Linked DNA regions of Homo sapiens: region 1 is linked to region 2. A link is a loop called in an ENCODE intact Hi-C map of the cell type or tissue named here. Cell type or tissue: dorsolateral prefrontal cortex. All regions are shown on one strand. Links, peaks and the distances in the headings refer to the core of each region. The heading gives the core; the rest is flanking DNA. Region 1 overlaps LOC107985038 (a long non-coding RNA gene). Region 2 holds the start of LOC105371735 (a long non-coding RNA gene).

Region 1 (5,373 bases), core at 101-5,100, 170 kb before region 2:
CCACCCAGCCGAGCTCCACCAAGCCCAGGAGTGGCTCTCCCGGAGCCTGGTGTCCCCTGTATGCACAGAGTACTTTAAGAAATCCAGAAAAGTCATCACCCCCAGGAATCCACACTGAATGTGAGCCAGCATCAGCCCTCTCTGCACTCGACCTCCTCAGGTACCAAGATGGGTTATATTTGGGGTAAGAGGGGACAGAAAGGCCTCATGTGTCAGGAAAAAGTTACAAAATCCCACCCCTCATACAAGAACTCTCACTTTTTCCCCTTCTTAGCATTCTGCAGAGCTAGAGTGAACCATGTTGGCCATTGTGAAAGTACAAATTCAGGAATGCTGAGGTCATTACTCAAGGTGACATCACTTATAAGTGGCCAGCCCTTGACCTACAAGGTCTAAATCACATTTCTATCTTCACACTTAGAGGTCTCAATTTCTGCTTACACACCTTCAATAATGAAGAACTCGGGAACTCAGTCTCTCTTGAATGGAACTCCACATAGAAGAGTCTCAAGTGGTCCAAAGTAACTAGACTTCTCTCTGTGCCCCTTAGGCCTCCTCTCTTCTTTCTCTACTGGACACAGCAACAGCAAGTATCCGAGTCACTTAGTATTCCTGGTATTCTGAGCTGGGCTCCAGCTGGGGTGAGCCTTGTAGATTCTCAGACAGCAGCATCAAGGAATGTGGGCTTCAAGCCAAGTCAGATAATAGGAAAATAATAATAATAATAAAGATAGAGACACAAACACAAGGACACTGGGACAAGCATAAGCGGTTAGATCCACAAACAGAGACAAATAGGTGCTGGGAGCATGGTGGAAGGACACACCTCCACTGACAGCCACATATTTTCAGGACTCAAGAGCCCAAGGACAGACAGAGCTCAAGCAAGTCTCTGAGTGAGGGAGGTGAGAAGCCGGATGAGGGCTGGCCTTTGTGTCTCCATCTCTACCACTTGACCAGGATCAAAGAACTTCCCCAGATGAGCTTAGACACTTAGACATCTAGAAATGACTCAGTGGGCGAGAAGAAAGGGAGACTAGGAAGTGAAAGAATGAAGTGAAAGAAGTGAAAGAATGGGCCACAACACATATGGAGATGGGATGGCAGGGGAAAGGATGAGAATCTTGGGAATGGGAAGAAGTTTTCTGGGAACTTGGGTAGGTTGAGGCAACAGGTTGTGGTGGATGCTGTGATGTGCTTCCCAGGTCCCTCTTCAAGAAGGAAGGATTTATCCTGCTACCTGCTGGGGATGCTGCCTGCAGAAAGTTCTCAGCTGCCAGCTCCCCATGGGGTTTGCCCTAACCCTGACTGCAGAGAGCTGCCTTGCTCCAGATCATGCCTTCTTTACAGGGTGGTTCACATCCAATGATTGATCCATGGAAAGACATTGAGGCCTGAGCCCCTTTCCCCAGTCTGGAACAACTCTGAAGGCTCATTCCATTTCACATTTCCCATGGCATCAGGTAAGATGCTCATTGAGACTGCATCACAGCTCAGCTTCTCCCTCTGTCTAATCCTGCTTTCTCCCCATCCCTTCCTCAAGTGTAATTTTTTTTTTTTTAGACAGAATCTTGCTCTGTCACCAGGCTGGAGTGCAATGGCACAATCTCAGCTCACTGCAACCTCTGCCTCCTGGGTTCAAGCAACTCCACTGCCTCAGCCTCCCAAGTAGCTGAGACCACAGGCGTGCACAATCTCGCCTGGCTAATTTTTTTTCTTTCATTTTTTTTGTATTTTAGTAGAGACGGGGTTTCACCATGTTGGCCAGGATGATCTCCATCTCCTGACCTAGTGATCCACCTGCCTCGGCCTCCCAAAGTGCTGGGATTACGGGCGTGAGCCACCGCACCCAGCCCTCAAGTGTAATTTTATGAGTTCTTCCTAATAAACCATTGCAAGTAAATATCTATCTCAGAGTCTCCTTCCTGGGGACCCAGTCTGTGACACAGGCTTAAACTCTGAGCAGGAAGTTTTCATTTTGCCTGGCCCACAGTTTACAAAAACATTGATGACTGCGATCTCACTTGATCTTCACAATGATTTGGTGAAGTGGGTGGTACTGTTCTTACTTAACACACGAGGAAACTGAGGCTTGAAGTTCAATGGCTGTTCGAAGACCAAAACAGCAAGGAATTGGTGGAACCAGGACTTAAACCCTGGTCTTTTGGGCTCTCAAATGTATGTTCTTTCCTCTCTTGCACAGTTTCTAAAGAAAAGAAAGAAGGAAGGGAGAGAGAAAGGAAGGGAGGGTGGAAAGGGGGAAAGAGGAGAAGAAAGAAGGAAGGAAGGAAGGAAAGAAGGGAGGGGGGGAAGATTAGCTAACATCTAGCACTTATTCTGAGCTAAGCACCATGCTTAACATTCTACATGCATTATCTTATTTAATCCTCACAATTTTATGACATATGTATTATTTGTATCCCTATGTTATAGATGAGGAATTTGAGGCCCAGAGAATTGCAACATTATCTAAGGTCACATAGCCTTGTATGAGGAAGTGGCTTGATACAAACTCACTTCCGTCTGATTCCAGGCCAGGCATCTTAACCACTACTATCAGGGAGAATTGGCACCAACCGGAAGGTTGAGGAGCCTCAAGAAGCAGTTGTGGGCTAGAGTATTGGGGAATCCAGAGCAGCTAACTAAGATGCTAAGCACCTGAGTAAATGGGAAGCTTAGACAGATCTGCATCCTTGTTCTCCTGGGAGCAGACTGGGCCTGCTTTGGGGCTGAGCCAGTTCATGCCTGGAGCCATTGCTTGGAAATTGCACCCAGCCAATCCCCAGCCGTAATTACCACTAGGCTTGCAGCACTGGGCTGAGAGCTGGAAATAGCTCTGTATTTATTTACCCTGCAATTACATGCTACATTAAATGCTCTGCAAGAACATGGCGATCACCCTGCAATTAACTGGTCCCTGCTTCCTGGGCAAGAGAAGGCTGGAGACAGTTACTGGCTGGAATCAAGTGCTCCCTGGTTTCTTAATGGGCCTGGGGTCACCTTGTAACTTATGCTGGTGGGCCTGGCCAGAGGCTGCAGCTCCAAGTGGGAGCTTCTTTAGCTCCTGAAGGAGACAGATTAACATCTGAGTCAGATCTGAGTCCAGCGTTGCTATGGGTTCTGTGACAAGATCGTCCATTAGTGGGTCCTTGTCCATATTGTCTTCTCTAGCTCCTCCCAAGGCATCTAGTGTCTCTCTGTATTTTATTTTTGGAGTTCCTGAATTCTACCAGCCTTTGCATAGGTCGTTTCCTATCATGTTGACCTGGTAAATTCCTATCTACCTTTGAAGATTCAGCTCAACTATCATCTCCTCTGGGAAGCATGCTTTGAAAGGAGATTGTATAGGAAAGTGAAAATCAGACATACTCGTGACAAAATACCAGCTTCATTACTTGATAGCTATGTGACTTTGAGCAACTTACTTGGCCTCTCTGAACCTCAATATATGTGTGTATGTGTACATGGGTGTATAGAACTCCCTGATATCATATGCTTATACACATTATGTGTATACATATACAAGAACTCAAAGTCTTCTAGTTAGGGACAGATTTTAGCAAGGTGGAAACAGCATGGTGCCTCACACACAGTAGGTGTGCACCAAATCTTTGTTGAATCAATGAGTCAGTGAGTAAATCAACCATCAATCAAAAGAAACCAATTAGGAGCTGTGAGTGTGTGTGTACCCATGTTTATCTTTGTGGCTGTCCACTTAACTTGCTGCATATAAACAAGTATACCAGTTACTCAAAAACATAATATGTGCACATGATGGTAATTGGTCTCTAGTTGCCTGGAGATTTCAGAGAACTTGTTCCCAGGCTGTGTGGATAGACTAAGAATGCCAGGAAAAAGCACTAAGAAAAGAGTTAATTATATATTTACTACCTCTGTCATTTTCTCCTAATTATGTCTTGGCAAGCAGTGTCTCCTGGATGAGTCTTAATCTCAGTGTCTTTAAAAATATAATAATAAATCAATGTGAGATGAAATGCTCCCAACAGCCAAAATGCACCAGACAGTTTCCAATCAGTGAGAGCACCAGTGAACAGTTCTGGACCCAGTTTCGATGACGTTTGGGCCTCAGGTACCAGATATGGAGCCAGAAAAACAGTCAGAGAGCAGAGCAGTGTCTAGAACGTGTCACTGAGGCCTCTTCTCAGTCTTCTGAGGGTCACCTGGAATCCCTATGGCCTCTGCCTGCTGCCAATGTACCATGAGGCAACAGAGGAGGAAGTTAGGCGTGCAAATTCGTGAGCCACCCTGGTGCATTTTGCTTGGTTTCTGGACTGAGAAGACAGGGCCCATTTACTCAGCCCTCTGTATGTCAGCGGCTCTCAACTGGGGGCAGTTCTATCCTCCTAGCAGTCATTTGTACAAGTCTGGAGTTATTTTCAGTGGTTACCACCTGGGGATTTTGCTACTGGCATCCAATGGGTAGAGGCCAGGGGTGCTGCTGAACATTCTACAATGCACAGGATACTCCCACCCACAGCAAAGAATTATCTGGCTTAAAATGCCAGTAATGCCCAGGTTGAGAAGCCCTCTGTTTGTGCTGGCAAGCTTGGGCCCTGGCAGCATGTGTCCATGCTGTCTGTTCTTGTTGTCACTAGTTCTGGTTTTCAGACCTTTTCATGCTCTTTTCTATTTTGGTTTCTAACAAGGGACACAGGCACACACATGCTCAGAACAAATGCACAGCCTTCCTTCCCCATAACCCCTTTCTGGCTGCAATCATATTCACTGAGGATTAGTCAGCCCTCTCCAATGGAGGGGAGTGGACACTCACCTTGACATCCTGTGGGCGCCTGCAGATGCTGGCTCTTTCTCTCCTCCCAGGGATAAGACCGCACTTCTCTCACTGGTCCCAGTGGGCATAGCAAAAGCAACAAAGCTGTGGGGCTTGTTGGTGCTTCATCGAACAGGCCTAGGCAGGAGGCCCAGTGCAGCCCTGTCTATGAGGTGACCTGGGAATCTGTGTTTCTTATCAAGTGTCAACACATATGCCCAGCAATTTCACTCTGTTCCATACCAAGCAATCAAACACGCCTACATCGTGCAAGCAATTTTTAGGTCTCCTAGTTTCTATTATTAGAGCCTCTTGCCTAGGATTAAAGGCCCATGGCACGTAAAAGGGCCAAGAGGAAATTTCCCAGGATTTTCTCATGTAGTCCTCACAACCACCCGACGATGCAGACACTTGTGCATCCCCTTCACAATTGGGGGAAAGAGGTTCTAAGGACAGAACAGTGCCTTTGCACTGCATGAGTCAGATCTTGTCACTTGTCTGTCTAAGCTGGTGCTGGAAATAATGAAGATGAGATGGAAACACCAGTCCATTTGATCCTAAGCAAGGCATGGGCTCTTGAC
Region 2 (5,373 bases), core at 139-5,138:
AAGACAATGTTGTAGCTGGGCTTCAAACCTTTGTCTTTCTGCTCTTAATCTTGCACTCACATTATCCAACACCATGGGCAGAGACACAATCCCTCCTCCTTCCTTCCACTCTAGGTCAATGAGGCAACCTCCCTAAGTAGACAATCTGGAATCAAAGCTGTCTTCTGCTTTTCCAGGAGGGAAAAAACGTGTGCTTATCTGAAATCAGATTGTCCTAGTTGAGGGCTAAGAGTGTACTTGCATGAGCATGAAGCACACCTGTTTACATTGTAGTCAGCATCCCACACCTGGCTTCCCTGGGACTTTTACCCTCCGCAGACAGCCTTCTCTCACTCTGCTAGAATCATGGCTCATTCACTAATTAAAGGGTATTACACACTTCATTGCACATCAGCTAAGAGCTTGGAATAAGAAAGCTTATGCTAGAGCATTTGCACTGGAGATGCCACTAGATATGCTTCATAGAAAAAGAAATACAGAGAAAAGCCATCCCCTTGTGACATCCCTTCCCCCATACTTAACTTCTCTAATAAGTCAGCCACCGCACTTAAAGAAAGAAGTCACCTAGCATGGTACAATCCTAGATAGAGCCTCAAAAATAAGCCAACTGGAGAGGGATGCACAGCAGAGAAAATGAATAAGAGAAGGCGGGTCAAGTGGCTTCTCCAACAACCACCTGTCCAGGCTCTCTGCCCTCTTCTGGTATGGCAGCCCAATAAGAAGGATGCTTATATCCCAGGCCAAAAAAAGACAGAGGGACAAAGGATGAGTTGGGAGGAGTACTCCTCACTACAAGGTCTTGAGCAAACTCAGCATCATGTTCCCTCTAGTAAAGGCTCAGCATTGCTGCCCACTGTGCCCAGCTGGGGCCAGAGACCAGCCTCCCTGCTGGAGCCTCGTTGGGCTGTCCTGGAGTAGATGCTTTTTCTGATACTCCCTGAACAACTTGAACAGCAGCACTGAGGCTCACCCCCTTTTCAATGATGGGGAAGGTCACACATAGAGGGCCAGCCTGAGGAATGGACACTCAAATAGATTACTCTTGAACTTGCTGAGGACAGCAGATAATGACATGCCACTGACAGAGTAGTAAATATTATCCATAGGCAATTTCACTATTTGGGAAACATTACAAAGAGGTCAAAAGCTCAGGCGAACTTTAAGGCCTGATCTTAAAGACCTCTTGGGACCTCAGCAAGTAAAAAGATGGTCCAAGTATAAAACAATAGCCTGGGGTCAAAAAACATTTACTTCTAAATGGAACTTAGACATGGATTCAGAAGAAGCCACCAGTTGGACATGCAGTCAGGAGGAAGCTAGAGAACTCAACCCAGAGTCTGCTACTTATTACAGTTTCTCTCTGTGTCACCCTCTGTGTCGTCTGTGTGTTCCATGTGTGTTCAGGCAGACAGAGGAACAGCTGAGTGCATTTCCAAGCTGCACGGTGCAGTGGTGAAGCCGAGCGTTGCCAGGCGCTAGAAAGAACGGGGTGGAATATAGTGATGGCTTCAGCCTCCAAGAATAAGGCATTTTCTCTATCTCTCCTCAAGCCACCTAAGACATCATTTGTGCATGACATGTTTTAGGATCCTGTTTGCTGCATTTAGAAGAGCTTCCAATATTACTGGTCCCTTCTCCCAGCTCAGACTGGCTTCCTCTTTAGCATACACTACTGCCGATTTTGCTGTGCTCTTCCTCACAAGGCTTAAAAGGGATAATACAAAACAGCTCCTCCAAGAAACAGAGTTCTAGCACACAGACTGCGAGAGGCAATGCCCCCGGCACTCTGGGCTTTTTCAGAATCAGAGATAGCCAACAGCAATTACAGAGGCTACAGGCAGAGACTGGTTATGGCATTAAAAGAACCTCAGATCAAGAGGCTGGTGAATCCAAGAGGGGGTAGGGAATGGATGCAGCACAGGAAAGGTAAGCAATGTCTTCATTAGGCAGAGGACCCTAGACAAGTGCTGGATCACAGGTCAGCCCCTTCCCAACTGCTATACCTGCTATTCCCAACTTGCAATTGCATTTTGGCTCAACGTTCTGAGACTCAAAAGCTCTCAATCCTCCCTAAGGCAGCTATGGGGGAAGCAGCCACACTGGACTTCTGGAGGGTCCCACAGCCCCTGATACCCAGACGTGCCTGGCAGCAAACAGTAGTCAGCAGCTGCTGTATGACCTATTATGCCAAGTTATGCCTAGCAGCCCACTAACTGGAGAACCCTGGCAGCAACAGTGCTCCTCTCGTCCTTTCCTCTCTGCCCCTCCAGTAAGCCCCATCCTGAACGTAAGCCACATCCCCCTCCGCTTTTCCTCTTTACTCAGCTCCACACTCCTCCCCCAGGCTTTCCATTCCCACAGCTGTTCGCCCCCTCCCTGCACCCCTCCTCCTGCATCCACGTCGTTAAGTGATTATACAGAGAGAAAACCGAGCCTTTGAGTTTCAAGCCAAAGCTCCCAGACAAGGCAGCCGGGACTGGTTCACCCTCACAGGCATCTCCCTGACCCTCTTGCACACGTGCCTCCGCCCAGACCCTCCTCTCTGCCCAAGCACTCTGAACATCTCTTGGCTTCAACCTGCCAACAGATCAGATGGAGCCCTGGGGTGCCCGGCCTCTCCTCTCCCCACATGGAGCTTAGAATTCACACAAGGAAAGGAAGCAAGGAGACTTCCACACCTCTGCAGCATCACCTGCTCCAGCAAGCTCCCAAAGCCACCGGAGCCAGCCAGACTGCCTGGGCCCCACACCCCCTTCTCTGACGGCTTTAGCTCCAGCCCAGCCCACAGGATGCAGTGCCTGATGCCACTTCCGAGCAGAGAGAGACACACACGCACACGCACACGCACACACACACAGAATGCCACCTCGTCAATGACAAGCTGTTCCAATCACACAGCTCGGACACCAAGCGGACCGGACAACGGACAGCCCAGGCCTCCTCCCTCTGACTGGGAGGAAGCCAACTGAGCACGTCTGGGGAAGTGATCCCCCACCGCAAGCCCCCCACTCACCCTCCATATTTGATCTGACAGCAGTGCTCTATCCTGGCCGGTAGCCTTCCCTGCAACCAGCTCGCACAACTCTGACCAACTACCCTCGTGGCCTTCAGGTGAGGCACTGCTCTCTCTCCTGTCCCAAAGCACAAGGAAACCCCAAACCAAGCAGGAGACCACCGGCGCACCACTTCTCCAGAGGACCAGACAGAGTGAGCTGAAAACCAAGTACTCACTGTGGTGAAGTCTTGGTGGCCGCACTCCTGCCCTTTGAACTTGCAGTAGAGCATCATATCCTTCAGGTCATGGCCCACACGGTGCAGGAACTCCAGCATGCTGAACTGCTTGGGTTTGTAGTGCTTGAAGTTGGCCTTCTGCCGCAGGGCCTCCAGCACGGAGGGGTCAGCCAGATGGGGGTCCGGGATCTGCAGGTTGACATCCAGCAGGGCCAGCAGCTCCCCAGCATGGTACAGGTCATTGGTGGTGAGCCTGGAGAACCGGAAGCCATTCAGGTTACAGAGGGTCACAGCTGGGAAGACCAGGCTTTGAGCCACCACTTCGTCCACCTTAGTGACATGCTGGTAGGAGAAGTAGTAGGACACCCTCTCAGAGCTCTCCACCAGCAGCAGGCCCAGAGAGCCCACGAAGGCCACTGCCCACAGCACACGCCGGATGGTCAGCGGCCCATACACGAAGATGTGGCGGATGCCATGGAGGGTGGAGGTGTTGGCAAAGATCTGGATGCTAGAAGGTTGCAGGCTGCCCTCACTGGGGCTTTCCTTGAGGTCCATCGGGACCCCGTGCAGTTCCGCAACTGGCTTCAGGTTGATCGAATTTCAGAGAAGAGCTCCCAGTCCTCGGGCTCTGCTTAAACCTTGACGTTCAGGGGAGAGAACGCAAGGCAAGCATCGCGCCAGATGCTGTGAGTTTATCCTGAGAGCCCAGCCGCACGCTGACAGGGGTGAGTGTTTATATAAAACCCATTCAAACTCTAGCTCTTGATTTTTTCCAGGCGATAAGGAGGGCTGGTTTTATTTAGGGAGACACCAAGGTGATGTGGAAGAGATGTGGGTGGGAAGGGAGAGCTTAGCCAATGGAAATAAAGTCCTCCCCCCTACACACGCCACTAGAGACAAGATTAAAAGCGAGAGCGAGAGAGAAAATGCTTAAAACAAGTCGCTGAGCAGCTCGGAGCCTGTTAACCAGCGCATAATGCCCCATGTTAACCATCCTGGGGGATGTCAGGGCGGCCACGCTGATGCACTGCGGTCGGGCGCAGCGGCACAGCCTTCAGAGCCGCCGCCGCTCGGTTCCTTTTCCCATGATGTTTTGGACTCCGAATGCCGTTTCTCGCCGCCGGCCTCCGTCCCTCCTCTCCTCCTCCTCCAGGCCCCCTTTTGTGGGCAGAATTCCAAATGCCAGCGGCCGCTGCTAGCACCGGGGAGAGGAGGCAGCGCGCGGCGCGGAGAGGCGAGGACCGGTATCTGGAGACTGGGGACGGAAGCGGGGAGCTCAGACCGGGATCCATTCTCTCCTCGCCTCCTGGGAAAAAAGGGACAACCCCCAGGTCACAAAGCCTGCCTGCTTCCCCCGCCCCAGCTCCCTGTCCCTGCTAGGCTGCCTTGGGGGGAAGGGCAGGGCGGGGGAGAAGGGCTGGTGGGGGCTGGGGACTTTCTCCAAGTTTTCTTTTTAGCCTTTTTTGAAGGTAGCTAGTGGGGGCTTCTTCGAGGGTTGACATGACACCCCGCCCCCCAGGTGGCAGGAAGACAGTGCTAAACTCCTAGGAGCCAGGTGTGAGGTTGGAGGCGGCATTCCTTTGCATCAATGTCAGGGATCCCAGGTTAGACCCAGCCTGGGATCTCCAGAGGGGAGAATGCTAAAAATGCAGAAGGAAGGGGGCGATCCAAACCCACAGTGCCTCTGATGCAGACAGCGAGGGGGCATTCTAGGAGAGCAGCCAGGAGCCCCTCCTGAGACAGAAAAGCCAAGTTGCCCCTGGAGCCTCAGAGAAGGAGCAACAAGTAGTCGCCTCCCCCACCGCCACATAGCTGTCGGGAGAGTCTGTATTTGAAAGAGAAAGGCAACTGGGACTCCAGGTGGGACTGGCTGCATACCATTCCATTTGGGCAGTGTGTGTGTGTGTGTGTGTGTGTGTGTGTGTGTGTGTGTGTGTGTGTATTCTGATCCTGGATTTGTCAGATGGAAGTACATTTGGGCAGTGTGTGTGTGTGTGTGTGTGTGTGTGTGTGTGTGTATTCTGATCCTGGATTTGTCAGATGGAAGTACAGCCGGAACTATAGGTGGGAGCAAAGAATTAGCCTTTCCGCTGCCTACCTCTTTTTTCCTGAAACTCCACTGGCAGTCAGCTCCTGCTAGCA

Evidence for each region. A loop is a pair of places that touch in the nucleus more often than their neighbours do. Peaks named below come from ENCODE experiments on the same cell type or tissue, not always from the same donor. Only the 100,000 strongest peaks of a DNase experiment are listed, where the experiment ranks them.
Region 1: a loop joins it to region 2, with 2.9 times the contacts of the local background. A loop is called at or near these places in 2 of 110 quality-filtered maps.

What each region holds. Positions count from the first base shown.
Region 1 is chr17:33,979,395-33,984,767 of GRCh38, forward strand. All of the region lies in intron 1 of LOC107985038 (a long non-coding RNA gene), which reads right to left. It also overlaps a transcript of ASIC2 not described here. Among named protein-coding and RNA genes, the nearest start is that of LINC01989, 200 kb to the right of the region's middle. In dorsolateral prefrontal cortex, for the core only: no CTCF peak of the experiment used is centred there; a DNase peak (open chromatin) is centred at 2,770; H3K27ac peaks cover 2,779 bases.
Region 2 is chr17:34,152,747-34,158,119 of GRCh38, forward strand. LOC105371735 (a long non-coding RNA gene) reads left to right here and starts at 2,853. Exons shown (of 4, transcript NR_188344.1): 1 at 2,853-3,956. It also overlaps a transcript of ASIC2 not described here. RefSeq lists a silencer at 3,881-4,039 and an enhancer at 4,339-4,893. In dorsolateral prefrontal cortex, for the core only: no CTCF peak of the experiment used is centred there; DNase peaks (open chromatin) are centred at 1,453, 2,775 and 4,266; H3K4me3 peaks cover 3,823 bases; H3K27ac peaks cover 3,634 bases; H3K27me3 peaks cover 3,197 bases.